Regions from separate parts of the Homo sapiens genome. Here region 2 is linked to region 1. Evidence: read pairs that join two places in POLR2A ChIA-PET (ENCODE). Cell type or tissue: OCI-LY7. All regions are shown on one strand. Each heading gives the region's core, and the rest is flanking DNA. Links, peaks and the distances in the headings are about the cores only. Region 1 holds the start of LOC101929621 (a long non-coding RNA gene). Region 2 overlaps LEF1 (lymphoid enhancer binding factor 1).

What was found. Peaks named below come from ENCODE experiments on the same cell type or tissue, not always from the same donor. Only the 100,000 strongest peaks of a DNase experiment are listed, where the experiment ranks them.
Region 2: POLR2A ChIA-PET joins it to region 1 with 6 read pairs; 2 of 35 experiments call an interaction of 5 or more read pairs at or near these places.

Annotation. Positions count from the first base shown.
Region 1 is chr4:108,549,806-108,565,716 of GRCh38, reverse strand. RPL34-DT (RPL34 divergent transcript) reads left to right here. Exons shown (of 4, transcript NR_026968.1): 2 at 8,653-9,452. LOC101929621 (a long non-coding RNA gene) reads right to left here and starts at 8,484. Exons shown (of 2, transcript NR_134679.1): 1 at 8,399-8,484; 2 at 5,325-5,824. In OCI-LY7, for the core only: no CTCF peak of the experiment used is centred there; DNase peaks (open chromatin) are centred at 8,646 and 8,926.
Region 2 is chr4:108,140,403-108,156,313 of GRCh38, reverse strand. The region is part of intron 3 of LEF1 (lymphoid enhancer binding factor 1); the gene reads left to right. Among named protein-coding and RNA genes, the nearest start is that of LEF1-AS1, 19 kb to the left of the region's middle. In OCI-LY7, for the core only: no CTCF peak of the experiment used is centred there; no DNase peak of the experiment used is centred there.

The DNA.
Region 1 (15,911 bases), core at 4,288-12,287:
CCCCCATTCAACTGTGGTCTCCTTGTGGAGGGAGGCTTGCTGTCCTGCCTAGTTAGGGAGCACAATTACCTCGAGCAAGCCTGTCCAACCCATAGCCCATGGCCCACACGTGGCCCAGGATGGCTTCGAATGCCACCCAACAGAAATTTGCAAACTTTCCTAAAACATCAAGAGTTTTTTTATTTTTATTTTTATTTTTTTAAGCTCACCAGCTATCATTAGTATTAGTGTGTTTTATGTGTGGCCCAAGACAATCTTCTTCTTCCAGTGTGGCCTAGGGAAGCTAAAAGATTGGCTACCCATGACCTAGACAGTTTTTTTCTTTTCTTTTTCGGTTTCCAGGGAGATTCCCTCAAGCCCTCGTCTAGATGTTAATGTGGCACGTGTGGCATTGGAGTCTTAGCTTTTCAAGTCTTCTTTTCTTTACTAGAATGACTGGGTGGAGCAAAGGAAATTCTTACAAGGTATTATGGTTTCTCTTCTAAGCTGAGTTGAATCCAGACATCATCAGTGACCAAAGTCACTGCCATCTGTCAGTTGTGGGAGCCCCAAACAAGAGGTCTTCCTCTGCTCCCAGTGAACAGGTAACTTGCATCTCAAAAACCAACACATCCCACCTGGAACTTATTGGCAGACTCAAAAGAGAATCCAAAAATGAAATCAGTCACAGAGATAGAACACACTGCTTTTTCTTGGAGCTGGTGTCTCCTAGGTTCAGGCTTGTGGCATATGGGTTGAACAATTCAATAAAGTTTTCCAATGGTATAGGCCAACTGAACATACTTTTCTAAAGCACAATATTCTTCCAAAAATGGAAAGAAAAAATAAAGCCCAAACCAAACACACCCAAATCAGCTCACTTCTTTGGTGTGCCATGTAAAACATTAATAAAATTGCCTGCTGTGAAGATATTTGAATTTAAATCGTTGTCAGGTCTAAGTAGGGTTAGCTGCTTGAGAGATAATCAGCATTCTAACAAAGTACAAACATTATATACAAAGCACTAACACTATAATTAGTAAACACAGGTGCAACAACTTCTTGCTTCCTCTTCCTTAGATATATAGAGATTACCCGGGGAATAAGAATGACAGGATGGAAAAAAAATAGAAAACATGTAAGGAAATAACTTTATAAATAGTCAGAATACAGCTAGTTTTGCATCAAAATGACAAAAATAAATGCACATCTCTTTAAATATTATTTTATTTTGCAATATTTTATATACACGTAAGTATACAGGTATATAAAGTTTTAATAATCACTTGTTAGGCTTTACATAGCATTGCCTTTCATATGCACTTCAAACAACAATATACAATTCATTTCAAATATAAACCATGAGTTCCATTATAATAATATTAAAGAAAGAGTGAACAATTTAGGTGGGTCAGGGACATGGGAAGACTATATTTGAAGAGTAGTCTGATGTATTCCTGGGGAGGTTGAACAGGTAGAGATTTTAGAGGGAATATTTGTCCTCCACTCAACCAGGGCCTTATATACATACATTTTTCTCTGGAGCTTTGAGCATCAAATGAAAGGAGTGTAAGTAGGAGAAAATTCATGAGCTCTGACGTCAGACAGCCCTGGATTTAACTCCCGGCTCTGCTACTTACTAGCTGTATGAGTTTAGGCAAGTTACTTAAACTCGTTCAACTTCAGTTTCCTCATCTATAAAATGAGAGTTGTTAACACCTTCCTGGAAAGCTATTGTCAGGATCAAATAAGATAATGGTATTAAAGCACATAGGGCATAAGGAATGCTTCACCATTGGGCGCGGTGGCTTATGCCTGTAATCCCAGCACTTTGGGAGGCCGAGGTGGGTGGATCACTTGAGGTCAGGAGTTTGAGACCAGCCTGGCTAACATGGTGAAACCCTATCTCTACTAAAAATACAAAAAAAAAAAAAAAAAACCAGCTAGGTGAGATGGCACACACCTGTAATTCTAATTACTTGGGAGGCTGAGGCAGGAGAATCACTTGAACCAGGGAGGCGGAGGTTTCAGTGAGCTGAGATCACGCCATTGCACTCCAGCCTGGGCTACAGAGTGACACTTCATCTCAAAACACAAACAAACAAACAAACAAGCAAACAACAAAAAGGAATGCTTCACCAATGCTGTTTCATTTCCTCTCGCTTGTCTGTAGGTGTAGGAATCGGTGTCATTCAGGTTACCAAACAGGTTTCTCAGTCAGAGACAAGACAGCTTTAGCAGACTGGAATCCAATCTTTTCTATCTTGCTCTCTTTTTCCTCTCTTTTCTCTTCCTTTTTGTTTTTCATTGTAATAACAGTATGATTACATGGCCCTAATGGAAGATCTGATTCACTTCCAATGTTCCTTTTCCCTAACCCAAGAGTAAAACCTACAGTATTCACTTCTGGTAAAGAAACATTTTCTTAACTGTGTTTTTTTTTTTTTTTTTTTTTTTTTTTTGAGACAGAGTTTTGCTCTGTCGCCCAAGCTGGAGTGCAGTGGTGTGATCTTGGCTCACTGCAACCTCCGCCTCCCGAGTTCAAGCGATTCTCCTGCCTCAGCCTCCCGAGTAGCTGGGATTGCAGGCACCCACCACCACGCCCAGCTAATTTTTGTATTTTCAGTAGAGACAGGGTTTCACCATCTTGTCCAGGCTGGTCTGGAACTCCTGACCTCGTGATCCACTCACCTTGGCCTCCCAAAGTGCGGGGATTACAGGCGTGAGCCACCGCGTCTGGCCATTTTCTTAATTGTTAAGGGAAATTTATAATTCAGCCACACAAAGCTTAATTTTTCTTTTTTTAATTATTATTATTTTTATTATACTTTAAGTTCTAGGGTACATGTGCAGAACGTGCAGGTTTGTTACATATGTATACATGTGCCATGTTGGTGTGCTGCACCCATTAACTCATCATTTACATTAGGTATATCTCCTAATGCTATTCCTCCTGCCTCCCCCCACCCCACAACAGGCCCTGGTGTGTGATGTTCCCCTTCCTGTGTCCACAAAGCTTAATTTTTCTACCTCAGTGTGAGCATATGAAGGATAAAAGAACACTAAGGATGCTTGCTTTGAGGTTACTTAGGGTCAGTTAGATATTGTGCTTTTCTGTTTCTAAGTCTATATCCTCATCTATCCCAAAGTGATTGAGATTCATATAACAATTCTGTTGGTGTGGATTGGGATAATTCACTTCTACCTCATTGCTTCAATGTTGTGCCATTATGGGCTCCTGAGTGTACATGACTTTGTCAATGTCTGGATGAGTCTACTTGTTTTATACCTTTTATAGTGCCAGCTACACATTGGGGCATCCAGGAAGCAGTCAGTAAATTCTGAATGAGCAAATGATGAATGAATACTTTTAGAACAGTATTTCTTCAGTTTTTGAAACTTATGCTTTTTTTTTTTGTTTTGTTTTTTTTGAGAGAGAGTCTTGCTCTGAGGCCCAGGGTGGAATGCAGTGGCATGATCTTGGCTCACTGCAACCTCTGCTTCCCAGGTTCAAGCAATTCTCCTGCCTCAGCCTCCCCAGTAGCTGGGATTACAGGCATGCACCACCATGCCCACCTAACTTTTGTATTTTTAGTAGAAATGGGATTTCAGGCCGGGTGAGGTGGCTCACGCCTTTAATCCTAGCACTTTGGGAGGCCAAGGTGGGCAGATTGGCTGAGCTCAGGAGTTCAAGACCAGCCTGGACAACATGGGAAAACTTTGTCTCTACCAAAAATGCAAAAATTAGCCTATTGTGGTGGCACACACCTGTAATTCCAGCTACTGGGGAGGCTGAGGCAGGAGGATCGCTTGAACTCAGGAGGCAGAGGTCACGGTGAGCCGAGATCATGCCACTGCACTCCAGCCGGGGCAACAGAGCAAGACTCTGTCTCCAAAACAATAAATAAATAAAATAAAAGGAAAAAAGAAACAGGGTTTCACCATGTTGGCCAGGCTGGTCTCAAACTCCTGACCTCAAGTGATCCACCTGCCTCAGCCTCCCAAAATGCTGGGATTCCAGGCATGAGCCAACACGCCTGGCTGAAAATTATGCTATCTTTTGATCAACAGCTCCCACACCCCAAATGTGATACTCTTCTACAGGGTCGCCTTCCAGTGATGATGAATTGTATTCTCCACCAGTTAAAACTTTCTAGTCTCTCCCACCCTAATTACACACTAAAAAAATACTACTGGACATGCTCTCTCCCACCCAAGGTTCTGCTATTTACCCCATTTCCAAGAGTATCTGCACCATTTTAGATCAGAGGCCCCAGAAAGGCAGGGACATTCCTATTTAAACATCTGCCATGCATAGACATATTAGGTACCAAATAAGTGCTTTTGATAATGACACAAATTGACAGCTTTGGGAAAGCTGTAGTGCCCTACCATCACCGATTACATTCAGTCATTCAAAACTGGATTTAAATCCAGACCTCCCACGTAGAGTCCCCATAGCCTAGTCTGAGATGGAATGCATGGCATTCTTCAACCTCTCTTCCTTAAATATCTGTCCAGATTATGCCCTTTCATGTGTTTTTGAAGTAAAAAAGAAAATCGTATCCTCTCCTAAAACTTTTCCTGACTCAGGCATTTAATATTATTCATGAAGACTAATGGCTGCAGTTTAATTATTTTAATGTTTCCAGCTCAAACTATAGAAGTCTAGGAACCAAATGTTTGGCCCATCGTAGCTAAAAGCCTGCCTATACTTTTCATGTGCACGACTGTAAAATGAAAAACAAGGAAAGTGGCTTGTAATTGTATAGCAACCAAACACATGGTTTTTCCCTTTCCTTTGGGATGAAAATGCCTTCCTGTAGAAACTAAGGTTATGCCCCTACTTCTGAAGCCCAAGGAGGGACACTTTGATGTGAAAGAGGATCCTGGCCAAGTAACGGATGCAGAAGCCAGTGTGGGAATAGGAGGAGCCTCCAGAAACAGGAAAAGGCATTGTCCCAGGGAGGGGTTATTTCATCCCACTCTGTCGTCATTCGGGCTGTCTGGTTTATTTCCTCCCCCAGATTGGTGTGAGTTGGAAGGACAGTCCTTTGTTAATGAGGTCAAGAACAAGACTGACCATTTTGTGAGGTGGTTAGGGCTGAACTTTCAGATTTCAGATTTTATAAGAAGTGACCGAGAAAAAAATTAATCTGGGCTTCATCTAAGCAACACCAAGGCAACTGGTTAGGAAGTGAGAAGTCCAGTCAATTGGTGTGGCTAAGCAACATCAAACACCTTGGTTTTTCTAAGGAAATATTTCAACATGCCAACAATTTAGGCTTTATGCAGATATAAGACTGAAATCCTGCCTGCAGCCAGGTTCCCTCAATAAAACTTGCTAAAATAAAAAAGATTTTATTTTAAGAGTTTCATATCACAAATGAATAGCTGCTGGTCAAAGCACTGATAAACACAAAGCAATGTATAGAGCTGGGAAAATCCCTGGGCTTGTTTTCTGGGACAGCATTAGCAATGCCCCCACGTGGGTTCCATCTTTCTTGGGGGCTTTCTCAGCACACACTTGTGTGTGCCCTGCAGCTCCTTGTGGGAATACTGATGCACGGGTCCTTGCAGAATCTTCAGCCAAACCTCTGTCAGCTGGGAGCAGCAGTATGGGAAAGAGTGGCCAAAGCTGGTTCCATCTGGCACAGGCCCGAGGCCTCTGGCCACATTATTTTCATTGTACTTAGCACTGAATGCTTCATAGTGCTTGAGAAGGCTTTGTCTTTATTAGTTTTCACAACAGTCCATGTTGTAGGATATCATTAATATTAGATTTCCCATTTTAGAGTTCAAGAAGCTGCTGATCAGAAGGCTTAAGGGACTTGTCCATCATCACCTGGAAAATGAGTATTTGACCCAGGATTAGATTGCATAAATACGGGTCTCCAATGGCTCTAATACTGCAGAGTCCACATAGAGTCTCTAATGGCTCTAACGGCTGCATAGTCCACATAGAGCATTGGGTCTCTAATGGGTGCATAGTCCACATAGAGCATTGCCATTTTCTCTGAGAACCTAAGGGAATACTTTTCTCATCTCGTAGGAACCCCTCTCTTCCCAGGGCCCAGGGAAGCCCCTCCCAGTCTTATCTCAGGACATGAACTGGGTCTGAACTGCTGGAGGCACTCTCTTAACCGAGGTTGGGCTCAGCTCAGCTCTCATTCTATGTCACACAAAAAGACCCACGAGGGTTTGAGATGAGCTGGGTTTTTTTTTTTTTCCTAATCTGCAATACTAGTACATAAAAACATAACCTTAGGGAGCATAAACTGAATAAGCCAAAGCTAATCTTTTAAAGCAATTCAATTTGATATGGCAAAATATGAGTCATCTTCCATGTGCAAGACCCAAGGATGAATGAAAACAGTCCTGACACTCCAGGAGTTCACACCCTTCCGAGGTAGACAAATGCACACACACTCATTTGCACTACAGGGTTCACTGCATAATTGTTACACAAGAAGTAGAAACTACATGTTAAGTGGGTCCAGAAGAGGAAGGAGACTCCGATTCTGACCAGGGATGTCTGGAAGCTTTCTCTGAGGAGATGGGAGGGGCCCTTGACAAGTCAGACTTGCAAAAGCAGAAACAGAGGTCCTGCGTGATTTGCCCAAGCTCAGAATGCATTTCTTCATCCATCATACCAAATAGCTTCAGAATCATTATCTGAATGTTACAAGGGAGATATGGTGTAGTGTAAAATTGAGATGATTTTTATTCTCAGCTCTATTTTGCTAAAAAAAAATTCCAAGAATAAGGCAGTGGCAGAAGTGACCCATTTTTCTCATTTTGCATAAATTTGATTTAAATTCTCACTACTGGGGACTTTAATAATAATAAGATTTATCCAGAGCCTTGCATCAGTGTTAAAGAAGGACGTTCATTCAGAGGAAAATTTTCAAAAAGATCAACCATGCATTGAAATCCATTTATGTTTCCTATGTTTCTAACTGGCGTTCCTTGAAATATTTGCTAATTGCTAAATTATTTTAGCCAAGATTAAATCCCCTGGTTTTTCTACTTATTTGAGTTAGTATCAAGTGAATAGATAAGGTGAAATCTATTTCCTCCACGGAAGTAGATTAAGAGGTTATAAACATAGGATTAGACTTAACTATAGTATTAAGCAGGAGAAACTGGTCATAATGTATGACAATGAGTTTTTTTCCATGTTCAAAAATAGTGTACTTGTCAAAGCACCGGGGCATTACACTGAGAGATGCTGCATAAATACTTTCTATTATTATCTCCCCTTTAAAAGTGATTTTCTGAGAAATCTCTAATACAAAAAATTTTTTCTGCTTAGACAGATATGTGTTCTTTGTTTTAAGGTATCTACTTGTTTGGAAATTTCTGCTTAAAACCAGTACCTTGAGGCTGGGTGTGGTGGCTCATACCTGTAATCCCAGCACTTTGGGAGGCTGAGGCGGGCAGATCACTTGAGGTCAGGAGTTCGAGACCAGTCTGGCCAACATGGTGAAACCCTCATCTCTACTAAAAATACAAAAAAATTAGCTGGACGTGGTGATGTGCACCTGTGGTCCCAGCTACTCGGGAGGCTGAGGCAGGAGAATTGCTTGAACCCAGAAGGCAGAGGTTGCAGTGAGCCAAGATTGCACCACTGCACTCCAGCTTGGGCAACAGAGTGAGATTCAAAAAAAAAAAAATCCAAAAAACAAAAACACCAGTACTTTGAGATAAGATATTGGGTACATGTGAATCTGACAGAGAGACTATATATTCAATTTTGTCCAAAAATCTTAAGTCACCTGATTATACACAGTATTGTGTACAGTGTTCTTCAGCTGAGAGCTGTACAACCCTAAGGTTAATGAATTCAGGCCGAGCTCCATGGCTCATGCCTATAATCCCACCACTTTTTGGGAGGCCGAGGCAGGAGGATCACTTGAGCCTAGGAGTTCAAGACCAGCCTGGGCAACATAGTAGGACCCTGTCTCAAAAAAAATTAAAATAAATACATAAAATTAATGAATTCAGTCATTTGATTAATCATTATTGAATACATATGATGCACCAGGCATTGTACTACATGCTAGTGCTTGCTTTAAAGAAGCCTACAGTTTTATAGAGTAGACAAACAAACAGTAAACATACAAACAACACTCACTGAATATGATGAAAACTCTATTTTCTTGAATAGAAATGGCACAGGTTATAAAATGCACCATTTAAAAAAATCACTTAGAAAAACTGTGGCCAATTAAACTATGACACAGTATTGATTATAAGATTCATTCCAACTTCAGATATGTTAAAATATGAAAAAAAAGTATATATCAGAATCAGCGAAATGCAGTACTCTCAAGGAAAAACAGGGCTGCGTTAGACTATCACAGGGAGATCTTTAAATAGGGATGGCCTCCACGCTGAGATACATTTTAGCTCGTACCTGAAGAATAAGAAGTTGGTCTCACTTCAGCCCAAGAGGAACGTTCCAGGCAGCAGGAAGAGCCTCAGGTCACAGAGGCATGTTTGAGGCACCTAAATTATATTTCACAGGTTTGGTAGCAGTTATCTTGGGGCTTCTTCCAAACCACCACTGTTTTTAATATAGAATTCTAAACCATTGAGGCATCTCCCTTTCCACATGGTCCTCTGCAGCTGTTGTAGCTTTCCTGCTGTTGTTGTGTGTTCTGCTTTCAGGCTGCTCACTGGCCCGTCTCCTCTCATGACTGCTGCTCTGGGAACCACCTCTCTGCTCTCCATCGCTACCACTCTAGCCTGTGGCCTGCTCCTGGTTGAAGAAGCCATCAATGAAAATGAATACCACTCTGGAAATCTTGGGTGGTCTGACCTGATATTTTCGCATAGTGGCCACAGATATTTTAGGCCCCCAAGAGGTAGTCTTACTCTTTCAATTTTACTGGCTCCACTGTTTGAGGAACTTGGAACAATTTCCCCAGGGACTGGTCTGGAGGTACTGTTGAATAACACCACGGTGTTTTTTTTCCTCTCCACCAAGGGCCCGTTGATGTCTCAAGACCAGACATAAAACTTTTGGTGCTCAAGTCACTCAGAATGAGAGTCCTGCTTTCCCTCAGCACTCTTGCCCTTTGAGGGTGGGGCCAAATGTTTTCTTCCTTTCTTACTGAGGACTTTTGATCCTGGTTTTTGATATTTGTCATTCCCAGGGGGAATTTTGTACCCTGTGTCTTGGTAAAGTGTAAGACCACTGTGGATTTTGGGGTTAAGTCTCATTTCCCTATCCCTCCCTTCAAGAGAAGAAAGAAAGAGAGAATACCCAAACCCTGCATCGTCTCTCACTCGCCTGTCCAGAGCCTATGGAACAGCCATTGGGGCAGCTGTCACAAGCTGTTCACACAGCTTTTCTGATATACTGACAGTCTCATGAGGAAGTGCATATAACTCCCTGCAATGGTTTGAATGTGTCCTCCGAAGTTTATGTGCTGGAAACTTAATACTCAATACAACAGTGTTGACAGGTGGGACCTTTAAGAGGTGATTAGATCACAAGGGCTCCGTCCTTATGAATGGATTAAGGTTATTGAGAGAGTGGGACGCTTATGCAAGCAAGTTTAGCCTCCTTCCTGTGTGCTCTCTCTCTCTTTCTCTCTAAAAAAGAATGGGAGTTATTAGATGCTTTTTTTCAAAAAGAACCCTGGCTCCTTATACTATCTCTACAATTTCTTTACATCCTATTCTAACTCCTCACATTCCATTCCTTCTTAATCTTACTTAACCTTACTATAGTTTTCATTTTCACCAAGATTTATAGTGACTCCAGCTAGTCAAAAACGATGGTTAACATTCTTTATGATTTCATCTTACTGACCAATTGGCATGTGGTTAACCACTCTTCCACTCTTAAAACACCCTTGGCTTCCCTGAGACCATGTTCTTTGGATTTTTTCCCATACCATTGGCTTTTGTTTCACTCCTTTGGGTTTTCTTTCTTTGCTCAACTCCTAAATTTTTGAGTACTCTATAGGCTTGATTTTGGTTTCTCTGTTTGTTTTCTGTCTTTATCCTCATTCTAGGCAATCTCATAACCACCAGAATTATGACAATTTCCAAATGTATTTCACTAGCCCCACTAAGATCCAAACTTACATATCCAACCTCCTCCTTAATATGAAATTTGATAGCTAATAATCATTTGAAACCAGAATTCTTGATTCCTCTCTCAAATCTGTTCTTGTCTTTATCATTTCAGTAAATGACATATCTACTTAGTTGTTCAAGCTAAAAACCTAGAAGTCATTCTTGATTCCTTCCTTTCTGTCACCCCTGTGTCCATCCATCAGCAAATCTAGTCAGCTCACCCTCCAAAATCAATCTCAAATCTGATTATCTCTTTTATTCTCTATCTTTACTCTCTTAGTCCAAATAATTGGCTGCAGTAACTATCTAACTGGTCTCCATGCTTCTATGTTTGCCCCCTTACAACCCATCCTCTACATAGCATTCAGGGTGATTTTTTAAGGAAAATGTAACTCAGCGCATGTCTATTCTCTATCATTTAAATTAAACAAAATTCGACTTCTTCACTTTGTGTGATTTGGTCTCATCACACAAGCTTTATCCATTTGAGATTTTGTTAATTTGTTATCAGGTGCAAAGATAGATCCTTTTATTCTTTAAAGGCAGATATAACTTTTCAAATACATCCTTTTACTTTCAACTAAACCCCAATTTTGCTGGCAAAAGAACACTGCTTTTCCTTTTTAGGAACTGGTTGTGGGCAGGTTTAAGGTACTGATAGGATGACCAGACATGTAGTGGAGAACCCCAGTGTCATTGCACAAATGCCAGCCTTCCCCATGTTCATGGCTGAGCCTAGTTAAAACTGTAGGGGAATTAAAGTTTTCTTCAGTGCACCAGCCATTTTTGGGGGGGTAATTATTGGGGGAAATGCTGTATCACTATCACCTGCCTCTCCTGCACTTATTTTGCAAAGTTTATAGTGCTTTCTTCTAGGCCTCCATAAAAATTTGTTCTCACAATTTCTGTGTGTGAAATGTGAACCCAAAAGTATCTGAGACAGGTCTTGATCAATTTAGAAAGTTTACTTTGCCGAGGCTAAGGACACACCCGAGACACAGCCTCAGGAGGTCCTGACAACATGTGCCCAAGGTGGCAGGGTACAGCTTGCTTTTATACATTTTAGGGGGACATAATAATACATCAATCAATAGATGTAAGATTTACAGCGGTTCAATCTAAAAAGGCAGGACAACTTGAAGTGGGGACTTCCAGGTCATAGGTAGATTTAAAAATTTTCTGATTGCCAATTGATTGAAAGAGTTTTTATCAGTAGAAAACAAAGTCTGGGTTGTGATAAGTGGTTGTGCAGTCCAAGGTTTTATCATGCAGTCGAAGCCTCCAGGTAGCAAGTTTCAAAGAGAATACATTGCAAATGTTTCTTATCAGACTTAGGGTTTGTGTTGATGTTAAATGCTGGTCAGCTTTTCCTGAATTCCAAAAGGGAGGACGGCATAATGAGGCATGTCCAATCCGCCATTCCCGTCATGGCCTGAACCAGTCTTTCAGGTTATCTTAGGAGTGCCCTGGCCAAGAGGAGGGAGTCCATTCAAATGGTTGCGGGGGTCATAGAATTTTATTTTTGGTTTACAGAAATAATCTGTAAAAATGTATTAAAAATAACAAAGCAAACAGTTTGCATTTGTTTTTAAAAGATAGTCATGCCTTGTGGCATGTAATACTTGTAATCCCAACACTTAGGGAGGCCAAGGTGGGAGGAACACTTGAGGACAGGAGTTCAAGACCAGCCTGGGCAACATACTGAGATCTCATCTCCAAAAATAACAGAAATAAAAAAAAAAATTAGCCAGGCATAGCAGCATGCACCTGTAATCCCACCTCCTCAGGAGGCTGAGGTGGGAAGATCTCTTAAGCCTAGGAGTTTAAGGTTACGGTGAGCTATGATGGCACCACTGCACTCCAGCCTGGATGACAGACAAGAAAGAAAGAACAAAAGAAAGAAAGGATGAACAAAAGAAAGAAGTGGGGAAGGAAGGAAGGAAAGAAAGGAAGGGAAGGAAATAGTTCATTTGACAAAGACTCCCTTATTGAGCAAATGTAGTCAGGCTCCTCTGAGCCCTCCTTTGACTAGACTTTCTCTTTGGCCCAATCTTTGGCTTGCCAAGTCTAGTTTTAGCTTTGGATACTGCTTAGCCAGTTTATAGAGAATCCCACCACCTTTGATATCTAATCAAGCTCTCCTCCCTACCCTTGATGTCTAATCAAGTTCTTCTCCCCCAATGTTGTTGATACCTAACCAAGTCCCTCTTTAGTATGTTTCTATCCAATGACTCCCTCATCATGCCCCTTGAATATATATTCCCACTTATCCCTGTTGTATTTATTTATTGATTGATTTTTGAGGTAGGGTCTCACTCTTGTCACTTAGGTTGTTATCCCTGTTGTATTTAGAATTGAGTTCAATCTCTCTCCTCTATTGCAATAGTCTTGAGTAAAGTCTTCCTTGCCATTTTTAACAAGTGTCTAGTGCAAAATTTCTCTTCAATGTGTTGATTCTATGCACCTCTTTTTCATTTTTAAATTATCATTAATTCTCCCCCGATCCCCCACAGTATAAATCTTCTCTTCTCACTATGTTCTGACACATTAATTATTTAAGCAAGGTTATTATTATTTTAAAAATCATAGACATCTATCTATTCCTTGATCTCTGTTCTTAGAGCGGCTTCACAGTTGTAATCCTGATATCTCTTTCACATTGCATTTTGGGGATTCTTTTTGCCTTTCTCTTATGTAGGATTCCCCTATTTAGTTCCGCTGTCTTCTTCTTTTTAATTTTTTTAAACAAATTTTTGGGATACATGTGAAATTTTGTTACATGTATGTAATGCACAGTGATCAAGTTGGGGTATTTAGGATGTCCATCACCTGAGTACAACACATTTTTTGTTAACTATAGTCACCCTACTCTGCTATCAAACATTGCATTTATCTCTTCTATCTAATTGCATGTTTGTACTCTTTAACCTATTTCTTTTCATTCTTTCTCCTTCCCCCAGTCACCTTTCCCAATCTCCATTATCTCTTTCCACTCTACCTCTAGGTGATCAAATTTTTTAGCTTCCACATGTAAGTAAGTACATACAATATTTATCTTTTTATGCCTGGCTTACTTCACTTAATATAATGATCATTCATGTTGCTGCAAATGACATGATTTCATTCTTTTTTTATGGCCAAATGGTATTCCACTGTGTATATTTACCACATTTTCTCTACCTATTCATCCATTGATGGGTATTTAAGTTTGTTTCATGTATTTGCTATTGTGAATAGTGCTGCAATAAAAATGCAAATGCTTTGTATCCCTTTGATCTATTGGTTTCTTTTGGATAGATACTTGGTAGTGGGGCTGCTGGATTGAATTCTGTTTTTAGTTTTTTGAGAAATCTCCATACTGTTTTTCATAGTGGCTGCACCAGTTTACATTCCCAGCAACAGAGTATACAACTTCCTTTTTCTCCACATCCTCACCAACATCCATTTTTTTTTTGTCTTTTTAATAATAGCCGTTCTGACTGGGGTGAGATGATGTCTCATTGTGGTTTTGATTTGCATTTCTCTGATGGATTAGTGATGTTGAGCATTTGAGCATTTTTTCATATACCTGTTGGCCATTTGTAGGTTGTCTTTTGAGAAATATCTATTCATGTGCTTTCCCCCACTTTTTTTTTTTGAGACTGAGTCTCGCTCTGTCACCAGGCTGGAGTGCAGTGGTGAGATCTTGGCTCACGGCAACCTCCGCCTCTCGGGTTCAAGCAATTATCCTGCCTCAGCCTCCCGAGTAGTTGGGACTACAGGCGCACCACCACACCCAGCTAGTTTTTGTATTTTTAGTAGATGGGGTTTCAGCATGTTGGCCAGGATGGTCTCTATCTCTTGACCTCGTGATCTGCCTGCCTTGGCCTCCCAAAGTGCTGCGATTGCAGGCATGAGCCACTGCGCCCAGCCTCTCCCACTTTTTAATGGAATTATTTGTTGCCTTTTATTCCTGTTGAGTTGTTTGAGTTCCTTGTATATTCTGGATATTAGTCCCCTGTTGGATGAAGTTTGCAAATGTTTTCTCCAAATCAACAGGGTGTCTCTTCACTTTGTTAATTATTTCTTTTTTGTGCAGAAGCTTTTTTTGTTTAATTAAGTCCCGTGTGTCTATTTTTATTTCTGTTATCTATGCTTTTGAGGTCTCAGTCATACATTCTTCGCCTAGACCAATGCCCAGAAGAGTTTTCCCTAGGTTTTCTTCTAGTATTTTTATAGTTTTAGAGCTTGTGTTTAAGTCTTTAATCAACTTCAAGTTGATTTTGGTATGTGGTGAGAAATAGGGGTCCAGTTTCCTTCTTCTGGAATGTGGCTATCCTATTTTTCCAGCACCATTTATTTAAGAGATTGTCCTTTCTCCAATATGAGTTCTTGGTGTCTTTGTCAAACATCAGTTGACTGTAAGTGTGTGGCCTTATTTTTAGGTTCCCTGTTCTGTTCCATTGGTCTATATGCCTATTTTTATACCAGTATGATGCTGTTTGGGGTATTATAGCCTTGTGGTATATTTTGAAGTCAGGCAATGTGATGCTTCCAGCTTTGTTCATTTTGCTCAGGATTGCTTTGGCTCTTGGGTTCTTTTTTGATTCCACATGCATTTTAGGACTGTTTTTTCTAGTTCTGTGAAAAATGATGGGATGTTATCATTAAAATTGCATTGAATCTGTAGATTGCTTTGGTCCATATGGTCATTTTAACAATTTTAATTCTGATTCATGAGCTTGAGATGTTTTTCCATTTGTTTGTATTATCTTCAATTTCTTTCATCAGTGTTTTGTAGTTTTCCTTGTAGAGATCTTTCACCTCTTTGGTTAAATATATTCCTAGGTTTTTATTTCTTTCTTTGTTTTTGTAGCTATTGTAAATTGGAATGCCTTCTTGATTTCTTTCTTGGCTAGATCATTATTGATGTATAGAAATACCACTGATTTTTGGGCATTGATTTTGCATCCTGCAGCTTTACTGAATTCATTAATCAAATCTAAGAGTTGTGTGTGTGTGTGCACGCGTGTGCATGTGTGTGTGTGTGTGTGTAGTCTAGTTTTTTCTAGGTATATCATATCAATAGCAAAGAGGGACAATTTAACTTCCTCTTTTCCATTTTGGATGCTGTTTATTTTTTTCACTTGTCTGATTGCTCTGGTTAGGACTTCCAGCACTGTGTTGAACAGGAGTGGTGAAAGTGAGCATACTTGTCGTGTTCTAGTTCTTAGAGGAAAGGCCTTCAACTTTTCCACATTCAGTATGCTGCTAGTTGTGGGTTTGTTGTATATGGCCTTTCTTATTTTGTGGTATGTTCCTTCTATACATAGTTTGTTGAGAGTTTTTTTTGTTAATCATGCAGCCATGTTGAATTTTATTAAGTGATTTTTCTGCATCTATTGAGATGATTATGTAGTTTTTGTCCTTCATTCTGTTGACATGATATATCATGTTTATTGACTTGCATATGTTGAACCATTGTTATATCCCTGGTATAAATCTCATGTGATCATGGTATATTATCTTTTTGTTTTTTGTTTATTTGTTTGTTTGTTTGAGACAGGATCTCCTTATGTTGCCCAGGCTGGAGTGCAGTGGTGTGATCTTAGCTTATTACAGCCTCAACCTTCTGGGCTCCAGCAATCCTCCCACGTAAGCCTCCTGAATAGCTGGGACTACAGGTGGATGCCAACACACCTGACTAATTTTTGTATTTTTTGTAGAGATGGGGTCTCACTATGTTGCCCATACTGGTCTTGAACTCCTGGGCTCAAGTAATCCTACCACCTTGCCTTGGCCTCTGAAAGTGCTGGGGTTACAGATGTGATAATCCAATAGCAAATCCAACAGCACATCAA
Region 2 (15,911 bases), core at 4,113-12,112, 410 kb after region 1:
AGAGTTTCCAGATAACTCCTGAAAACAGTCAGCCGGGGGAGTGCACTACTGGAATAAATAAAGAATGGACTAGACCCTCATATGAGGATTTATCTTAGGAAGTACTTATCTGTTAGTTAGGTCCTAGAAACCTAATTGAAGAAATGGAGATGATAAAACTGCTTTTTTCAGAAGGATTCTTGAGATGGAAACACAATACTAGTAAAAAGAAAACCATCTTCAAGTATGTTTCAGAATCATGTGGTTAATGCTTTTCAATTCATTTTTATTCTCTTGGCAATAGAAGGAACTTTTTTTTCAGTATCACGAGGTATTTTCAGCTATTAAAAAGTTCTGTCCTTTTCAAATACACATGGCAGCCTCAGTGCTGACTTTTCTAGGCCATTGTGTTTTGTAAATTGATTCTATCCTTTTGCAATGTGGTGAACAAAATTTTTGAGCCTTAATTAGGGAGAGATAGGTAGGCAGTGCCCTATGATGGCTAAACATAGAGAAGGGAAGGACTAGGCTAGATGTTAAAAGACCTGAGATCTAATGTCGGGTCTCCATCATCTTCTTCTGAAAACTTTGGGAAGGTTAAATGGCATATTAATATCGGGCTTGTCTACCTGATCTGATTGATGAGAAGTTCATATGGCACAAAGCCTGCAAAAGCGCTGTTTTCTAGCTGTGGCCGCAGAGCAGGAGTCTAAGATGGTGTAAGTCAGTGCCTTGGGCCCCACCTGGTGGGATTTCTGCAGCTATAAGAAGTGCTTGACTCTACCCGGGAAACTCCAGAGAAAGGGAAGAAACTTTCGGTTCCTATTGTGCCATCATGCTGACTCAGAATTTGGATACTGGGTGAAGGCCTTACACAAACCTTTAGAAAATGTTTGCATAAATAAAAATTCAGGGGAATGTCATCGTATTTTTACAGATCTGATTTTCCTCTCTTGGGCTCGCTTTCCTTGTGATTGTTAGGAGAGCAGCAGATTTTCTTCTTTAGCACCGTAATCCACCATGAAAGGGAATGAGACGTATGAGGGAACAGATTTCTAAATTTCAGGTTTGTTAGCCGAAAGTCTCATATCCTTCTAATATTTGATATGAAATTGCCAGATAACTCTTAACTACTTGAATGGAGTTGAATTGAGGTAAGAATATGTTTTTGGTTAGGAGATTTTTTTTTCCCCCTTAATCCCATAGGAGCTGGGGTTTTCTCTCTACTGCAAAAATTATAGAGAAAGGATATCCAGGAGCCGTATGAAGGACAATGGGCAAGTTATTTTTTTTTGCCCTTCGAATTTCCTTCTGGCTTAAATTTTTCTAGCTTTCTTGTCACCGAAAAGGATCACGTCCAAAGGGATGTGTTGGCTGAACAGCAAGGAGAAATCAATGTTTTTCTAGCCTCCTGGGAAATTCCAGCTTCTTTCCTTTCAGGACTTTTCTTTTTCTTTCAGTAAAATCCCATGAATGTTAAATATTTATATATTGGATGCAGCTTTCTTTGTACAGGATCCCTCAATTTTGAACACTATAAATGGTACCTTAAAATAATTATGGTCATATCATCTTTGTATACTGGTTAAAATGACCTGGATCGAGGGAAAAAGGTGCTGAAATCTTATCTCAAATATATTAGACTTTGTTTTGGCATCTTAAAGTCTGTAACAAAACCAAAATATGAAGTAAATAATATTTACTGTTTATTACAGTTGGGCTGACCAGTCAGCTGTCTGGCAGTGTTAGGAAAATAATCATTGCTTGAATTATTTTTTTTTCTTATTTGTATTCATACATTAGAATTTTAAGTTAAAACTCAAGTTTTTTGGTTTTTTTTTGCTTGAAAAAGAAGGGAAAGCAACTGATTTTTTTTTTTTTTTTTTTTTTTGCTACTACCTTGTGCTACATACTGTGCGAGGCACCTTACAGGGTTGTCATATTTAATTTAATCCTAATGTGAAAACTGGGGTGAGTGTTATACTCCCGGTGTTAAAGACAAGGATCCATCGTCAGCGACAGCAGTAACCTGCCCCAATTTAATACGGTTCCTTAAGGTCTAAAGACTTGTTTGTTTTCATTTAAAATAGCCATATTTACCTTTAAGAATACAAAGTACTTATTAAATTCATCATAATATTGATTAAAATTGAAAGCAGAAGAGAAATTGTTACAATTTTCTTGAAAATTTCAAAAATGCTTAACCATTTTTATTAAAATAAAAAGAAATTTAAAAAGCAATACATGTTCACTGGAAAAATTAGAAAATTCAAATAAGCAAAAATAATACCAAATATTAAATTCCCAGGATCACATTGTTAAAGACGATCACTTTTTCTGTGTGGCCTTTTAGACTTCTTTCTGTGCACACATATAAATGTAGGTAAACAAACACAAATACTTGTTATATATTCATGGCAATAGGAACATAAGGTATCATTTTGCAACTTGCTTTTTTGCCACCAACTTATTATGTATATCTTTTTCTATTAATAAATAATCTTCTGTAACATCATTTTTAATAGATTGCCTAATTTATTTAACCAGTATTTTATTGGTAGACATTTAGATTGTATCACCTTTTTCCCCACCTTATGCAGTACTGTGATGAAGTGCATATATTCTAACTAAAAGTTTGCACAGATTCTGAATTGTTTCTTTGGAACAAATTGCCAGAATTGCAGTCAAAGGCAATGCACCTTTTTAGGTAGGAGTTACCTGCACTGCAATTTAATCTTAAAAACATGTTTATAAAGTTAATATTTAAAAATATGTACTTGTTTACATTCAACTTTCGTTGTGGTTAGTGTTTTGAGGCTGATAATTTTCATGCCTCTTCAAGTCAATAATTAGTCCAGCAAAGTCAGACAGAGGGAAAGTGTAATATCAGCTTTATTATTAATAAGGCCAGACAGTATCAGGCAGTATAATACCAACTGTATTATCAATAAGGCTACATTGGAGAACGTGACTTGAACTGTGATACAAACCATGGACTTCCTTTGATTTTCCTAAATTGAACACAACACCAAGCCACATGCCTCTTTTGCAGAGGCAGGGTGCTCACATCCTGTAGAACTGGAGATGAGACCAAACCCATGTTTGGGCAAGCTGGCCTGACAGAGAGAACAAAGGGTCAGTCTGTCCTTGCTCAGTTCCTGCTTCTAGGTTGCCAAAGAGATGAGTGTCCTTCCTTGTAGAGAGTGCATGAGGTGCTGGGGAGGGAAAAGGGCTACAGCCACTGCTGAGAGGGCAGCAGTTCCTACTTTAGTGACCAAGCTAGGGAGGAAGGGAAAAGGGTGAGGTGATTGTCTCTTTAGTCATGACTTGCAGTCAGTGAGACTAGGGTCCAACCAAGATAATGGTAAAATAAATGAGTAAATAAAAGAGAGCAGCAGCAAAGCACTGCTGTTGGAGTCCATATACCTAGATGCTACCACTCTGCTACTGACTAGATGTGTGTTCACACTCTTTGACCCTTGGTCTCCTCATCTGGCATTGGTGGTGGTATGGCTGGAAGGTGGCCAGTGGCCTCTGAATTACAGGTGTTTCTGTTAAAAAGGCAGATTACTGGCCCCGTCTGCAAATGTCCTGAATCACACACTACAGGCAGGTCATGTAGATGCGCTTTTAACAAACTCTCCATTGATTCTTCTATAAAATAAGTTTTGGAAAAACATTGGCACAGTAGATGCTCAGTAATTTAACTGAGGTTCAGATAATGTAAATGACTTTCCAGAGGTCTCACACCCAGAAAGCAGTGGAGCTGGGACTCCAAGTGTGGCCCTTTGGCCCCAAGCTTACTTTCTCTTCACTCAACCATATTGGGCCCTAATTGAGACCACTGGCACTGTTCACCTCTCGTCAGATCTCATGAGGTTTTCTCCCCGAGTGCCTTGCCCCACTGGCTGTGGGATTAAATCACATTTTGGGGCATTATTTTTAAAAGCTTTCCACACCCTGGAACCATCTCCCTTTCAAGTCTTACCTCCTCACCACTCTGCCTTGCAGCTTATGATTCAGTTACACTCCCAGACCTGCATCCTAAACCCTTTTCCAAAACCCTGTCTTTGGATTCTTATAGCTTGCTCTCGCTGAAATGCCCTGTTCTCTATTCCCTGCCAGCAGGGTCTTGTCCATCCTTAAAGGTCTGGGGTAAGTGCTGCCTCCTCAATGAAGTTCCTCCGGATCCCACCGTCAGTCAAGAGTGACTACTCTCTCTTTCGGGTCCTCATAAGTCCTCCCTCAGAGCTCTGTAGCCATGTTTTCCAATAGCTTTTTGTCTTTGTGTTTGTATTTCTCATTGATTGTTAGTTTCTTTAGGATAGGGAGCATGTCTTATTCATCTTTGTTGCCCAGAACCTGTTATATTACTTGCCACAGAGCAGGTTACTCACCAGATGTTTGTGGAATAAACAGAACAGAAATTTTAAAACTTCAAGAATGTAACGCAACAACACCAGGTATCAATCCGTATTTAAATGGAATCTCTTAAAAATATATAAATTTGTATGGAATCGCAAAGCCAAAATGGAGCTTAGAAATTATTTGAGCATTTCATATAGAATCCATGGACTAGACGTTAGTTATTAGTTTTGAGTACTTAGCACATGCCAGGAACTGTTCTAAACCCCTTCTGTGCGTTAGCCCATTTAATCCTCATAGTAACTCAGTGCTATCTCTGATATCCCTGTGTTACAGTTGAGGGAACTGAAGTATAGAGAAGGTTGAGCAATGGCATGCAGGGCATAGAGAAGGGTAAGGACGACTGTAAACAGGTCAAGAAGTGGAAGGTCAGATAATTTACCCTGATTGCACAACTGGTAAGTAGTGGTACCAGATTGAGGCTCAAGTCTTCACTCTCACAGCAGGGTACTTTCTGCAACTTCAGTTTCTTATTACCATTTCTGCCACTAGCATGCAGAAGACGCTAGATGATTATTGAATCAGTGAGTTTCTCATAGGTAAGATGGAAATGATTCTTAGTAGGGTTTTGTGAGAATAAAATTGGAAATTGTACATTTCTTTAACATATTTTGGGTAGTAATAGCTATTATGATGCTAGTGGATAACACAAGAGTTCAAAGGTGACCAGTTAGATGTGGAGGAGGGAAAGAGTTGTGTAAAAGATGATGAGTGTTCTAGCCTGATGGTGAGAGGACAGTATTAATGGAAATAATTAATTTGGAAAGAGAAGCCAGTTTGAAGACAGGCATTCATGAGTTTAGCTTAGGAATCATTGTTTTCAGTTTTATGCTAAGAAAACAAAATTAACCAAGATCTGGAACCAAACCATTTTACATTATGGGCATCTTTTTGGTCCATACTTTATTTGATGTAAGTCAACAATGCCTCACAAAATCACTTCACTTACCTATGAAGCTTCCTGGACCTTGACCAGAAACCTCCATGTGATTATGAGAAATAAGTATTTTGTCCAAGGGTGAAGAGAGTACTGGTATTAATAATATACTAGCATGTAATATTTAATGATGTACTTTACATGCATTTTTCTTATTAAATCTTTACTAAACAGTATGAAGTGAATGCTACTAATATGCCTATGTTTCCAGTGAAGAAACTGAGGCACAGAGAAGTTACTTGAATGTCCATAGTCCCAACCAGAGTTTAATAAGTGGTAGGGAATTTGGATTCAAAGTCAGGTATTTTCAGGAGCTGGGGCCCAATTCATAAATCAGTTCATCTCTCAGAAGTGTTAAGAGTAATCCTTAGTCAATAAACTACTTTGAGGATTAAAGGTATCTGTTATACTTTTATTAAATAATGTAAATGGCTTAAATAAAAGGTTCTAAGAATACTTGGAAATTGTCTTCTGGTTCATTCAACACATAACCATGTGATTGCTCAATGTATTCTTGAAAATTCCCAGGAAATATTGCTTCCTGGGGTATATCAGACATAGTTTGATAAGTGTCTGATTTTTATGGGAATCTCTATTCCTCACTTCTAGAGGCCCAGTGTCCCCAAGTCTTAGGGACTAAACAGATTAATCAAATAGCTGTATGACCAAAGGTTTCATTATTCTTAGAATCTTTTTGGCAAATGATGTTGCCTCCTTATTACATAAGAACTGAGCATTTACAGGCAAAAGTCTGCCAAAGAGCATTCTTTGCACAGCAAGCAATTAAAATGTGGTATGTGCTTCATTTTTAGGAGCAGTTAGTGGTGATTTTTGTGGTATCATGATGTTGGTTTAAATAAGAGAAATTAGTTTAGAATTAACTGGAATTGTGATCATTCCTGAGAAGTTGCAACAGTGAGTTTCCTTTAAAAAGTGAAGAAACTTTTCTTTCTAAGGAGACATTAGGAACAGTCTTTTCTTCTTTTTCTCAAAAGGAAATATCTTTTTTTTTTTTTGGTTAACAGTAATATATAAAAACGGGGGAAAACCCATGAAAGAACAGAAAAAATAAATAAAAAGTACCTATATTTCTGTCATTCTGATATAATGGTTTCATTTTGATGAATTGTTTCATTTCAGACATTCTTTCTGTATCTATACCTGTAATACAAACGTTTTTGTAAATGAGCTTATAAGATTATTATTCTATTATAATCTTTTGTCATTAAAAATGTATTACGTGTGCTCATCTTTATGTGAATGTAGGTCTGTGTCATCAGTTGTAATGGCTGGATAGTATCCAGTTATATATATATATACACATGTACATATATGTACATATATATACACATGTATATATATGTACATATATACACACAAATATATACACACTTTAATTTATTGGATTTATCCTCAGTTATGGATGTTAAAGTTTTTTTGTTGTTATTTTAAATACCACTACAATGAAACCGTGTTAAAAATATATTTATAATCTATTTTTTTTTTTTTTTTTTGAGACGGAGTCTCGCTCTGTCGCCCAGGCTGGAGTGCAGTGGCACGACCTCGGCTCACTGCAAGCTCCGCCTCCCGGGTTCACGCCATTCTCCTGCCTCAGCCTCCCGAGTAGCCGGGACCACAGGCGCCCGCCACCACGCCCGGCTAATTTTTTGTATTTTTAGTAGAGGCGGGGTTTCACCGCGTTAGCCAGGATGGTCTCGATCTCCTGACCTCATGATCCGCCCGCCTCTGCCTCCCAAAGTGCTGGGATTACAGGCGTGAGCCACCGCGCCCGGCCAATCTATTTGTTTATGTTACTTGCTGGTTCATAGCTTTCTTGATTTAAGATAACTTTTTACATAGTAAGCATGTAAACAGTTTTGACAAACTATTCATGAAATAATGGTTCAAAACTATTTTACACCAACATCATGTATCTGTTTCTTTACTCCTGCACAATTAAGATCTGCTTGCAAGTTAATATGTAAAGAACTTGCTACTTAATATAAGAAAATTCATAGTAACTCAGTGCTATCTTTGATATCCGTGCAGCATTAGTTTGGTTCATTATTTATATTTAATTTCAGGAGTGAAGATGCTAATACAGCTCTTTTGACCCTCATAGGATGGTGCAATAACCAGAAAGCACATCTTATTGCAGTTCACTAATTATATGTTGTTATAGGAGTTTCTGAACTAATCCTAAAGTTTAAGGATAAACAAGTTTCCTGGTAGAATGAAGATAAATCCTAAAGAATGTTTTCAGGAATGATTTATCATTCATTCCGTAAATATTCATTGAAGATACTTATTTTGACAGTCAGTGTGCTGAGCCCCATTGTGGATACATGATGATAAAAGCAGAGTCACCACCCTCTAGAAGCTTACAGATTAGTGAGGGAGAGACACTTGTGCAAACATCCACAGCTGAGCAGAGTGAGGCAGGCATGACATCACTACTACAACCCAGGGATACAGGTGTGAACAGAGCCTAGCCTGCTCACCCTGGAGTGTTGCAGCCTAGTAGAGCAGTTCCAGAGGACTGTCTTTATATGTACTATTCATTCTTTACCTGCTTTCAGTTCCATGTGGCCCATTTGAAGCATGGTGGGGAATATTTGGTTTACTTGTTTAAAAAGGGTTGTGTAGACACCTCTGGGCTGGGCCAGGAAAGTTGCTTGATAAATTTTTTTTTTTTTATTAAAAGAGCATTCATGTTAAGTAACCTAAGACTATTTAAGAATAGAACTCAGAAACTCAGAACTATTTATAGAGCATTTGAAATGAACAAGTTTATAAACATTGCTGCCAAGTTAACTGATGGTTGGTAAGAGTGGAGGCCAGGACTTAGACCCTCTTCTGTTTTATGCTGTTGGTACTGTGTCACTGTTTATTTAGTACCACCACCAGAAACCTTTACCTTGTGTGAGGCACTTGCTTTTTGTACTATTTAACCACATTTTAAATCGTTGTTGTTAAATTTGACTACAATTTGAATTGGGCAAACAATATTATGAAGGTAGATAAGTTTTCATTTATTTACATATGTCATGTAGTGGCTGAGAACACATGCTCTGCATCTTAAGTGCCTGAGCCCAAATCCAGGATTAGCCACTTACTACAGGTGGGAAAATTGCTTTACCTTTTTGTTTCTGTTTCTTTACTCACAAGTACTTTAAAAAAATTTCTGGCATCCTAACGGTAAGTTGGAAAGAGTAGGAAATGACTGTTTCAAAAATATTATTTAGTTACCACATATAGGAAATACGTGGTCTGAATTCATTGCAGGGAATCACTGTACTGCTAGGAATAAGGTGTCAACATAGGACTGTGAATTGCAGGCTTGAGGATATTAGATCCCATTTAGTGAATAATGTGAAGCCAACAAAAAGTTACATAATACAGGATTATATGTACTAGATTTTATGAGGGCTTCTTATGTATCTATAGAGGAAAATGGAGATTAAATTTTTCAAAAAGAAATATTTCCTCCTAAGATGGCTGGGTATAAGGAAAAAACAGAGGCCTCTGTGTAGTGGTGAGAGAAATGTGACATTTAAGCTACAAATGAAAAAACCGTTCATAATTCAGGGCTATCTGAGATGTTTGTTTTTGTTCTTATTTGTTATTTTAATCTTGAGTTAATTCAATAATGTCTATGCAAATTTGAAAATATTGGCTACCTGAGAAAAACCTTTTAAAGACTTTTTTTTTTTAGGCTTCTATTGTTGCTAATCTCGTGGTAGAGGAAAAAATACTGACATGGAGTTAGGCAAGTCATTGACTAGCCATGTATCCCTGAACAGACTAGTCCCTAACTTCTTCAAGCCTGTTTCCTTCTCTCCCTCCCTCCCGGGCCTCTCTCTGTAACCCAGGCTGGAGTGCAATGGTGTAATCAAAGCTCACTGCAGCCTCAACCTCCTAGGCTCAAGTGCTCCTCCTGCACTTCCCAAAGATTCAGGTATGAGCCACCGCACCCCACTGAGCCTCAGTTTTCTTATCTGAAGCTCTAACAAAGGACTGTTGTGTAGACTAAGGGAAACACGGTTGTGTCAGTATGCTTCCCGTGCTTAAAAGCTCCTGGACTTCTTATGGTACCAGACTTTAGAGCTCACTCAAAGAAAACACACTTGCATTTCTCTTGAGTTGTTTTATCGATACAGGTTGAGTAACCCTAATCCAATATGTGAAGTGCTTCAAAATCTGAAACTCTTTGAACACTAACATGAAGATCAAAAAACAAAAACAAAAAACTTGTCGGAGTTTTTAGGATATTGATTTTCCCATCAGACATACTGAACCAATAGGTATATAATGCAGATACTCCAAATCTGAAATGAAATCTGAAATGCCTCTGGACCTAAGAATTTTGAATAAAGTATACTCAACCTGTACTGAAAGCATCAGAATTTACGTCAGTGCTTTTTAAGAAAGGAGGTTTTTTCTGCTCTAGAGGTGAAGCAAGGTCTGATGCTATGAGAAAGGTAGAAGATTGACTCAATACTTCTTTTTGCCTGGTTCTGGGAGGACATCTCATATGTTAATAACTTATTAGGGGCACCACAAGTGCATACCTATTATACCAAATCAGATCTGGACATCTAACGTGAATAATTCCACTGGTATATAATGCTTACCATTAAAGGTCTGCCTTTGGAACACCAAGCCATACCTACTTTCTGCTCATCCTCTGCTCACTCTCTCATAGAATCCTGAATTCCTTGACCCCAGTCATCATCCAGATACTCCTTTTCATGAGCAAACATTTAGTGTTTTAAAGTCACAAGGTCGCTACGTGGACAAAGACTAAGCAACACAGTTGTTTTTACTCATGGAGAACATGTCCAGGAGAGCTTTTCCTCTGGCTTTTGTTTAATTGGGATAGGAGGAATTCATTCACTTATTCATTCAGCAAATGTTTTTTCAGTGGTCACTTATTTTTAAAATAGTTTCATTTTTATTGAGATATAATTCACATAGCATACATTTTACCCACTTTGAGTGTACAGTGTAGTGGTTTTTAGTATATTCACATAGTTAGTGCAGCCATCATCACAGTCAGTTTTAGGACATTTTCATCACCTCGGAAAGTAACCCCAGAGCCTTTAGCTATTATCCCCTTATCTCTCATTCCCTCAGTGCTCACCCCAGGCCCAAGCAACTACTAACCTATTTTGTCTCAACATATTTCCCTATTTGAGACATTTCATAAGAATAGAATCATAGGCACATATAGGGTGTAGTCCTTTGTGACTGGCTTCTTTCACTGAGTGTAATGTATTCAGGGTTCATTCATGTCACAGTGAGTATCACAGCTTCATTTCTTTTCCACTCTGGCTTCCATGGCTCCATCTTGCTTCCAGAAGGTTAGATCAGTACAGTGAGGAAAGGAGCTGATTTAATCCATATTGAGAGGAAGAAAAGTGAAATCAATTGATATTTCAGATATCTAAATCCATGGTGAGATTTATTTTACTGCAAGCCCTCATCAATTAAAAATTTTGGCCACTGTATAATTATTTATGAATTATATACCTGAACTATATAATTATCTGATGGCTGTTATTTCAAATAAAATTGATAATTTCTCGTTATTTTGGTCAGCTTCTTGACAAGTCTTGTCCAGTGTCATTACAGATTTTAGCTTTAATGCAAGCTCTTAAAGGGTTGATATTAGAGGTAGAACTGTTGGCTTTGCCATTTTCTTGCTGTTTTTTGTGCTTACATTATTACTGTTATCTTCAGTCCACTTGGCATTCTTGACCGTCTGGCATACAGAGCAAACGGGGGCCCCAGTGGCAATTTGTATGTTAAATATTTCTGGTAAAACTTAAAATTTTTCATATAGAAATATGTATTGACATTGTAGTATTTTCTTCCTGCTGCACCCCAGTGGATAATGCTATGTATTCTTTGTATGATGTGGGATAACCAACTATTCTAGATTGATGGCTGGGGAAAGTAAACGGGAACCCTATTCCTATTTGTTCCGATAAGATACTTCTGAAAGTGTGGCTGTTGAGTGTTTCATATGAAAGTTTTTTATGAAACCTGCAGATTATGCAGTATTCATGAGGATACTCTTCTTTTTTTTTTTTTTTTTTTTTTTTGGCTGGTTGGGTCAATTCTTTGCTGTACAGATTACTTGCAGATTGCTCAGAATCACCTGGGTTTGCTGCACACTGAGCTGTGGGCTGAGGCTGTGTTTCACCCTCGTGTGGCCCAGCTAAATGACATCATTTGAGGTCGTGCTTCATGGTGACCTTGTGGCATCTCCTGTTCACCCCTCCTGTGGCCCTGCCCTCCAGCAGCTGTGTGGGAATTCTGCTCCCTTCCTTCTCTCTAGATTAGATGTCTGCACTAGGGCACTTGCTATTTTAAACCAAAGATGTACTGTGTGTGCAAGTGATGAAACCGCTTGAAAAGAAGGCTCTGTGCTATCTGAGACAGTTCTCAGTCTTTCATGAGCATGTTGAAAATTGGGCACCATCCAATTATTGACATATGATTGTAGATCTTGATGGCAGAACTCTGCCAATTCCCAGGGGGATCTGCTTGATAAGCTGTTCATTTGACTTGGGGAAGACAGGAGAGCAGTTTAAACCCAGCTCCAAATATAAGAACTGTTTCTTTAGCATGTGCCTGGGGCCAGCTTTGTTCTTCACTGAAGGAATAACCAAAGGAAATGGACTTAAATTGTTGAAAGAATTTAGGTTGGGAGAATTACTTCAGAGGGAGAGATTAATAAACATTGGAATGGTTTATCAAAGGAAAGCATGGAATCTGGTTATTTAAAGGTTTTTAAGAGTAAATTTGTATTTGTGTGAAGCGATTGGAATGCCTCATCTAGAGGGGTCCCAGACTTTGGGCAGTACCTATTAACTCCTGCTCCTCAACCGGCTTGCTTCCCCCACTCCTCACCTCTGAGGCAGTTTTCTTTTCTTTTCAGTAAGGAGCATAAGGACCCTCCAGGTTCTTCAAGAGATTATTTTTCCCTTCCTGAAGGGAAAAATAAATAGGCCAGCACATAGATTATGCTATATAACGAGTCTCCTGTGTATCATTACAGTGTTGTCACCTCCATTCTCAATGATGGCAATTTTTGCTGAGGGCAGTCTGAGAAATGTGTGGAGCCCACAGCTCCGGGGGCTACTGAGATTCCATATGCTTTTAGTTTGTCTCTGCTTAGCCACTGGAGTGCCTCTCTCAAGGTTGGTGGCTGAGCAAGTGGTGCTGTGTTCTCTCACATGCTGTTCAGGTGACTAAAATTCTAAGTACAGGTTTCTCTGAGGAGGGCCTTGAAGAAGGCGGGGGCAGGGGATTGAGGGGGCGCCGTATATTGACTTTTTCCTTTGGTTTGAATGGGAAGCCTGGGATGCTTCCAGTGACTGTTTTGCTTGTTACTTTGCAAGAGAAGGCTAATGATAGAATCACAAAAGAAATGTTTTTTTGCCTGATAATCTGAAATTAGAAGGGGGCCTTGGGATATGGAAAATGTGATAAGCTTATTAAGAATGCAACCTACAGAAAAATATTTGATAACACTGGAACTTATTTCCGGCATTTTCCGAAAATGGTAAAATTAAGGAAAGATGGCACTTTTCCAAGAGAAAAATATACAGATTTTGAGATGTTATTATTCAGGTTTTCTTGCTGATTTTGCTTTTGCAATTCTGAATTCATGTAGTTTGTACCCTTTCCTCTAAAGCAAAACAAACCCCAAATGAAACAAACATAAAAACTGTAACCCAGTAAACTGAAGTAGGCAGGTTGTTAAAAGAAAGAGTTTTCCAGTTCTGCACAGTTACAGACAAATTTTCAAAGAAAATTTACAGTTGGGTACCTTACAGCCAGGTCTGTTGATTCAAAATCCTTTCAAACAAAGATGGCTTTTGTTCGCCAATTACTTGGTGTTTCAGAACTAAGAAGTTTTGTGCAGAATGAAAGGAAGCAGTTATTTCATAGTCATTTCTCCTATGTCAATAAGTTTTAGAACTTTGTAGACTTGGAAAAGTTAAAGACTGATGGTTCATTGACTACTATCTACATAAACAATATTAAATCTTTGTGAAAAGGGGACTTTGTTAAACGAGATGCATTTTATTTTATAAATTCTCTTAAGATTCTACTTTCCTGCTCTCTCCATCCATAATCTTGTCATTTCAATGTGAATGTAAATTCAGAGTTTCTCTGTAGAGCTATGTAATATTGATTAGGGCAGACATTTTCAAAGGCAGCAATTAAAAATTAGAATTGGAATAACGGAAGGTTTTCTTACTAGGGAGTGATTACTGGACATATGTAACACTATATGTAGCACCAGAGACATAGTATAGTGATTTATGGTCGCCCTGCTTGCTTTTTATGTTGATTTTAAATGTAATAATGGATGAATTACACAATGTATTTAATCATAAGTCCAAAATGTCTTAATTATTTTTAAAAAATTAGAAATAGCTTTACTTTTAATTTCCATTTTAAGAAATAGGATACTAGTGTTGATGTATTTTGGTTATTATGTTCTTAGGAATTTTTCTGCCTCTTTTGGTGGCATTAGGTTTTGATTCACTTGTCAAGACGTGATCCTGTCATACTGATTTGTGTCTCTGTATCTGGAGCCAGAATTGAAAACCACCTTTGACTTTCCTGTTCTTCCTCTTCTGTTAATGGAATCATGCATTTACAACTTCCCAAATAAACCTGTGATTCTTACAAATGCAAGTATCTGCTCTGCTTAGTTGATTAAAAAGGGCTAAGGAGGAGCAGGTAAGGGCGCGGGACAGGTCTTTAGCAGCTGCACCCGTTCACCTTGCATCAGGTGTCTGCAAAGTCTTCAGACCAAATACATGTTAGAGTCCCTTTCCCAATTGGAATCACTTACCCCATCATTTTTATTTTACCCTTTAGGCTTGAAAAAGTGTGTATTTAGCCATCAGTTCATTTTGTGTGGTCTGAGTTATAAAATGCCCCTGCTGGTTTTTCCATATGAAAAACATGGTTTTCATTTGTGGAAACTTACATAATTTTTTTTCTGGGCCTTTTGTGCTGCTTTAAATTAAAAGCAAATGTATTTCCCTCCCCTTCATTCTTGCTTCCCCACCCCCATCTTTGCATGTTCCAATTACAGAGTTGTGAAAATAAGTCATCCTTCGGCTTTTGTTACTTTAAAACAGCTATCGGTGATGTCAGAGTCAATACTAAAAGCATTAAGAATGCTGGCAGAATGTAATGCAGCTGCAATCCAACATGATGCTGGAAATGGGGTTGAGAGCATAAAGGCTTTCCATATTCCCAGGGCGCACAACTGCTTGCGGCCTTGGCTTTGATCTCTTCAAAGGCTGCTGCCTCCTCCTAGATGGAGAGACTTGGCTGCCACTCGCTTGCATTGAAAAAAGGCAGAGGTCTCTATTCAGGCAGAAATCAATCACTGTGCAGAAACAATTATGTGTAATTCAACCATCATGAAAACAGGACGAGATTACGGGTTTGTTACCTGAGTGACTGTGTGAAGACGGGGAGCAGAGAACACTGGAGTCCCGCTGACATGCCACATCTCGATGACAATTATAGACATATGAATGATGTGGCGGGGGGGGAGGCACAATGACAAATACTGGTCACGCTGTCCAGCAGAGCAGAAAATGAGGTTACAATTGGGAGATAATGTTTGCATATGTAACCATATTTCAGCAAGCTGAACAACTTCAGGGAACAGACCCTCAAAACTCTTGTGAATATTTGTATGTACAGAGACTAACATATGAATTTGATATTGGCTGAATTAGGACAAAAATAATCCTAATAATTTGAGGATTATACTGAAAGAGAGAAGGAAAGTGAATTTAACTTTGGTTTATTACACTTGCTGATTTGGAGTACATACTACTGCTAACACCAAACTCTGAAAACACAACTAACTTTCTAACCTAATATATATGGATCTCTCTTTAAACATCTTCTGGTTCAAGAATAACATTTTTATTTTGAGTCTGTAAACTTGTCTCAAAAAAGCATTATGTTTTTTCACCTTGATTGAGGCTTTTTGGGGAAATGATTTTTGTCAGTTGTACCATCTTCCCTTGTTTTCAGATTTAATTTTTGAAAAGCAACTTTCTCAAATGTGTTGAAGTTTCCTTTCACTGAGAAGAAAAGCAAGGCATTTTTCTAGGTAGGAAATAACTTTTTGCTTTAAGTACAAGTATGCTTAATCTTGAAGCCCTGGCATGCAAAGCTATCGAGGTATTTATTTTTATTTTAACTTGCTTCTTGTCACCTAACAAAGGCGTAGGAGTAACCTCGCACTTTGCTAGCTAACCTGACTCCGGGTGAGGGGAAAGTCAAAATAAGATGAAAACCTAGATGGCTGATTATAAAATGGTATTGCTTCTGCTCAGTTTGATACCCAGGCCTGGGTTTACCTTTTATGCTGCTCCAGCTTAGACATCAGAGGCGTGAGAGCTGCTTTGAGTTACAGATCTTCAAACAATAAGTCAAAACAAAAAATCAATCCCCTCCGGTCCCTGGGTGCAGTTATCGAAAGATAAAAGAGAAAAATAAAGTTATGCTAAAGTAG